Linked DNA regions of Homo sapiens: region 1 is linked to region 2. Evidence: chromatin loops called from intact Hi-C (ENCODE). Cell type or tissue: CD14-positive monocyte. All regions are shown on one strand. Each heading gives the region's core, and the rest is flanking DNA. Links, peaks and the distances in the headings are about the cores only. Region 1 overlaps NAP1L4 (nucleosome assembly protein 1 like 4). Region 2 overlaps OSBPL5 (oxysterol binding protein like 5).

Region 1 (2,902 bases), core at 210-2,709, 120 kb before region 2:
TTTCCTGCAATATGGCTAATATGGAACCACTTCTAGTCCCACATAAACCTGATCCCACTCAAGCAGTTCCTCTCACAGAATGCCACCCCACCAACCCAGTTTCTAAAGCGAGAAAACTAGAAACCATTACTCATTCTCATTCTTGCCACTCCCACTCAGTATCACCCCATCCCATCAATCTAGTCTGCAAAAAAAATAACATCAAAACACCTTGCCCACTAAGTAATCTCTGAGAAGCTTCTAAATGGGCAAAGCAAACTCTGAATGTCACCTTCTAGGCCAGGCGCAGTGGCTCATGCCTATAATCCCAGCACTTTGGGAGGCCAAGGTGGGCAGATCACCTGAGGTCAGGAGCTGGAGATCAGCCTGGCCAACATGGCAAATCCCTGTCTCTACTAAAAATACAAAAACAAAACAAAACAAAACAAACAAAAAAACACGTGCAGCAAATCACCATGGCACATGTATACCTATGTAACAAACCTGAACACTCAGCACATCTACTCCAGAACGTACAGTGAAATAAATAAAACTACAAAAAACTAGCTGGGAGTGGTGGCGTGCACCTGCAATTCCAGCTACTCAGGAGGCTGAGGCAGGAGAATCACTTGAACCCGGGAGGCGGAAGTTGCACTCCAGCCTGGATGACAGAGCAAGAGTCTGTCTCAAAAAATAAAAATAAAAAATAAATGTCCCCTTCTTGTCGTAATAGCCCTGGCAGTCCTGACTGGGGAAACCAGCTGGAAGGTGGGGCCTCCTGGGAGACCAAGCCCTGACCCAATTATAGATGGAAGCCCAGTAACAGCTCATCCCTTTAAAAAAAAAAAAAAAAATTGCCATGCATGGTGGTGCATGCCTATAGTTCCAACTACTCTGGAGGCTGAGGTAGAAGGATTACTTGAGCTCAGGAGTTCAAGGTTACAATGAACTATTACATGCCACTGCACTCCAGCCTGAACAACAGTGAGACTCCAACTCAAAAACCAAAAATTCCTTCCAGAAGTAAGAGAGGTCCTGACAAGAGCCATCCTAGGATTCTAGGATCACCACCCTTATCATTTTCATAGTGCAATACATCTAGCACATAGGCCTCTCTTAAGAAAGCAAAGGTGTCAGCCAGGCACGGTAGCTCACCCGTTATCCCAGCATTTTGAGAGGCTGAGGCGGGAGAACCAATTGAGGCCATGAGTTCAAAACCAGCCTAGGAAATACAGTGAGACCCCATCTTTTTTTTTTTCTTAAAGACAGTCTCACTGTCACCCAGGCTGGAGGGTAGTGAAAACTCATAGGCATGCGGCACTATGCCCAGTTTTTTTTTTTTAAGGTGTTGGTGTCACAGGCTCATGTGGGTAAGTCAGGAAGGAGTGGTTCTCTTAGTTTAACTTAGGAGCCACCAGCTGTCCTCTCCAACTCAGATGATCTGTGAAGTCCTCTAGCCCTCCACAGGATGGCACTGTGCACTTCCTATCAGAACTGACAGGTCACGCTACTCCATCCACCAGGCAAACTCTCAGCCTAGGCACCGGGTAGGGTCACTCCTCTCATATCCCAGTGCCTGTCTCTCATAGACAATGTCTTGGAACGAAAAAAACATTTAATCCTGTTCTGGGGAACTGAAAAGTGGTTTTTCCTTTATTTTCCTTTTGTTTCTCCAAATTGCATGAGACCCTATTCACAGCACACTTACGTTTCGATGTAGCTGGAAGGGGTGTGAGGGACATTGTCAAGTCGCTCCTGTAAAGCTGCCAGAACTCGAGGATTCTGCATCACCTGATCTGTGAGCTTTTCTATGAAGAGTTAAGACCAAACATATTTAAAATATGCCCACCACACACAATAGCCAAGAGTCAAAAATTAGTAACATATCTACTTAGCTTTGCCTAGATTTACATCTACTAATTTCTAAATACATACACCAGTGACTTCTTAAACATGTTTTGAAAATAATTAAAATTTATTTTAAGAGCATTTAACACTCTGGGTTAATCACCTGATGGGTAGTTACAAATTTACTGAATAAACACCTAGAGAGTCCTGGCTCTCACCAGGACTGTGGCTGTTTAAGCACCAGACTTAAACAACTGAGGACATCATTAATGTAAGTTCACATGGTCTACCCCCAAGTCCCATGGTGGTGTCCAGAAGCCACGAACAGAGATGAGATCAGTTCCTCAAAGTAAAAGAGCATCCACTAGCTCCCTTGCTCACTGTGGTGCCATAGACTTCACAGTCCAGGAGAGCCCAAGGCTCACTAGCTCTCTGCCAGCACTGTTCCCTAAGTTTTCTTTGCATGTGCTACTCGCCTCTGCCTTGAATGTCCTTCTGCCCAAACCCACCTCCCTCCAGGAAGCACTTCTGACCATTCCACCCCACTTAGGGCTAACCTACATGTGTAGTGAGCTCACAATACCAAGCTGTTTGTATTTATAAGCCCATTTCCCAATAAACCAATGAATGAGATCCTGACAAGGTAGTGACTGTCCTTTTACCCAGTTGTGACTATGAAGTGGCAGACATCTGGCTCATGACACAGACTCTTAACAATCTCCCTCTTAATGACACAATACAGAAATCCAAACCCAGCGCCCTTCCCTTGCTTAGAGCCAGTACATACCCGAGTATTCTCCCATCCCGAGTATTCTCCCATCCCGAGTATTCTCCCATGATGTGGGTAAGTCAAACACACCAAGCAGGCACTCAATTTTAAACATTCATAATAGAACTGCAAACACAACCACTAACATGAAGCACATGAAGTGTATTTAAGGTACGTAATTTGTATATATAAAACTGTGTACACATGTGTAGTATATAAATACTACATGCATATACAAACACATATGAATGGGTGCTAAAACCTCCGTGTGAAAGTTTGCTGAAGAGGAAGAGGATATCTACACGT
Region 2 (2,902 bases), core at 149-2,648:
GGACTCAGGCGTGGATCCGCTGCTCTCCGTGGCCTGGCTGTGGCCGGAGGGCTGGTCGCTGGCCTTGCGAAGCCGCTGGTCTGGGCCAGACCTCTGCAGAGAAATGGAGCTGCTGCAGCTGAAAGCCACCCACGCCCCCTGCCCAGGCCCCAGGGACATGGTGGCATGCTTATGCCAGGACAGTGCTAGAGGTGGCAGCCAGCAGGGAGGGCAGCTGCTGGGCTGTGGAGCTGGCTGGAGGGGTCTGTCTCAGCCCCGGCATGGCCTGGAGTAGCCATGGTCCCTTTGAGCCTGTTTCCTCATGGGTGAGACAGAGCTACTGACCCCTCACAGTGAGCAAGGGCCTGCAAGGTGGTGCAGACACGCCTGCCCTGTGCTCACCATGGCGTTGCATCCAATAAATGCAGAGATGATGGCATGGGGGGCCGAGGGTGGTTCTGACCCCTGAGCCATGAGGACAGATGAAAGCCGAGGCCACTGTGGGAGCTGGGAGGTTCATAGGAACCCCAGATGGCTAGGGTTCCCCATGTCAAGGGGCATCTCCAGGGGGGAACCCCCACACTCAGCCGGCTGCTCACAACCCCAGGAGTGCAGGCAGGGCTCATCCATTCAGCCCTTACTTGAGCTCACAAGGAACCCAGGACAGGAACTGATGCTCAGGGGTGGGGAAAAAGCAGAACCTGGCTGTGGGACCACCATGTAACAACAGGCGTTTGGGGCCAGAGAGGTGCCAGGGACGCTCTGCATTGGGTGTGGTCAGCGACGGGGCAGGTGGGGTCAGAGCCAGGACAGGTGGGGTCAGAGGCGGGGCAGGTGGGTTTGGCCACAAGGTACTCCATGGGATGGTTTTTGAGGCATGGCAGGGCCCAGGCTGACTGACCTCAGCAGGGGCTGCGGGGTGGGAGGCTGCAGAGGGCATTGGGGGTGGACATCTGCTGGAGATTGGTGGGGAGAGGCTGAGGAGCGGGACTGCGAGGGTCTGGGGCCAAGGGAAGGCAGGAGCTAGCAGTCTGGCCTGAGCCCGGGGGGATGGAGACTGTGCTGCAGACATAGGGGGTGCATCTGTCTACCTTCCTGAGGCTTCTTCCCTAGTCCCTTGGCAGGCAGAGCATGGGACATGCAGCCAAGGAGATACCGCGGCCCCCAGCTTGCTGGAGAAGTTAGGGCCATCAGGCAAGCAAGGCCTCTCATCTGAGTCTGGCCCAGACGGCATCAGCTGGGGAACACGCCCCCATCCTGTCCGCTGCGGGTGAGCACCGGCCGCGCTCTGCACCCTCTGCACGCAGTAGGTGCACGGCTGGGGCGGTGCAGCTCAGCACACCTGGAACGGGGGCGTGTGGGTTTGGCGCCACCTGGTGGCCGCCTAAGGCATGGCACCAAGACACACCCAAGGCAGCTTCCTCAGGTTACTCCCTGGAGCCTCCTGCTGTCCCGCTTCCCCTTTCCAGACACAAGATCTGTGCAAGTGCTGGCTCCTCCTCCTCCTACCTGGGAAGGGCCCTGGGCTGCCCTGACCTTCTGTTTCCTGATCAGTGGAATGGGATAATGTGGCTGCTAACTTGGCAGAGGGAGACTTTGGGGGCAGTGGACAGAGACAGTAGACACAGGGTCCCACAAGCCAAGGTGCCCCTAGAACTGAGCATCCTGCAAATCCCGGTTTCCTGAGTCCCATGCTCGGCAGAGAAGGAAAGGGGACGAGGGGGCTGGGGGATGAGGGCGTGAGGGAAACGGAGCGAGGGGAAGGGAGGAGTGAGGTGAGGAGCGAGGGGTGGTGGTGGCCACACGTGCAGCTAAGACCAGCCCTGGGTGGGGCCTGTGGGGTGCTGACCTCGTGCCTGGGCCCTGGGCTGCCCAGGAAGGTGGTCTGGCGGGCCACGGCCTCCTGCTGCAAGGTCCGCAGGATCCCGTCTTGCTCAAACTGGGCGATGTCCTTCAGGGGGTCCCAGGGGCTGTGGCTGGAGGGTCCAGAGGGCGTTCATCAGCACAGGCAGTGGCCCTCAGGTGAGGGGGCTGTCCTGGCCCAGTCTTCAGCCCCCCAACAGTGGCCAGAGACCTCCAGGAGAATGACCACTGCCCACACCCCATGGGCAGGGCCTGCAGTAAGGACTGATGATGGGGGGTGTCACTATCTGACCCTCCCCCACCGACTCCTCCAGGGGACAGGCTGAAGGTGAGAGGGAAGCCAGGAGCCCCTGGGCCCTTCTCAGCCCGTCTGCTAGGCCCAGCCCCACCCTGTGGCCCCCAGGGCTTTGTCGGCACTCACTCCTCGTATCGGTAGTGCCACTCCTGGGTGATGGGGTCCAGGTGGAACAGCTGCGGCTTCCAGGGCATGAGGCTCTCCTGCCGCTCACGGGCCCGCTGCCGCTGTGCCTCCTCCAGTGCAAACTTCTCCTGTGTGGCCCTGTGCTGGTCGCCCTTGCTGATGGCCCTGGTGACGTGCTGCCAGAGCCTGCGGGCCAGTGACCCATCCTGAGCCAGTGGCCCGGGCAGCCCGACCCCTAGGCAGCTAGGAATCAGGGCCCCTTGGCACCAGAAGGAAGGCACAGAGCAACCTCTGCGTGATTGCCTACAGTGACAGGGAGCTCACTACTTTGAAGAGAGCTTTTCTTTTGTCCATGAGATGGGTTTTTCCAACACTGAGCTCCCATCTCCCGCCTGCAGGGACCTCCCTGTGCACCTGTTGGTCACTCGCCGGCAGTGATGCAGTGAGAGGTCACGGCAGCCGGCTCCTCTCCAGGCCACACCCCTTCCCTCCATCTGTCCTTTCCAGGACACGTGATCTGCCACCAGGGGTGCACCAGGCCTGCCCTCCCTGCCAGGGACATCCTGGGGCCATGCTCACAGCACTGTAGCCCTGCTGACCTGCCTGCTTGGCCATGTCAGGCTGTGGTCAGCAGGGTCC

Evidence for each region. Hi-C counts contacts between places; a loop is a spot of excess contacts. Peaks named below come from ENCODE experiments on the same cell type or tissue, not always from the same donor. Only the 100,000 strongest peaks of a DNase experiment are listed, where the experiment ranks them.
Region 1: it touches region 2 in a loop (4-fold over the local background); 20 of 110 quality-filtered maps call a loop at or near these places.

Annotation. Positions count from the first base shown.
Region 1 is chr11:2,974,337-2,977,238 of GRCh38, forward strand. NAP1L4 (nucleosome assembly protein 1 like 4) reads right to left here. Exons shown (of 16, transcript NM_005969.4): 4 at 1,688-1,787. Among named protein-coding and RNA genes, the nearest start is that of SNORA54, 12 kb to the left of the region's middle. In CD14-positive monocyte, for the core only: a CTCF peak has its summit at 1,420 (motif pointing right); a DNase peak (open chromatin) is centred at 1,445; H3K27ac peaks cover 1,397 bases.
Region 2 is chr11:3,090,604-3,093,505 of GRCh38, forward strand. OSBPL5 (oxysterol binding protein like 5) reads right to left here. Exons shown (of 22, transcript NM_020896.4): 18 at 2,264-2,449; 19 at 1,829-1,955; 20 at 1-93. Among named protein-coding and RNA genes, the nearest start is that of CARS1, 35 kb to the left of the region's middle. RefSeq lists enhancers at 539-1,347, 1,337-1,406, 1,348-2,155 and a silencer at 1,196-1,490. In CD14-positive monocyte, for the core only: CTCF peaks have their summits at 1,348 (motif pointing left) and 1,552; a DNase peak (open chromatin) is centred at 1,388; H3K27ac peaks cover 386 bases.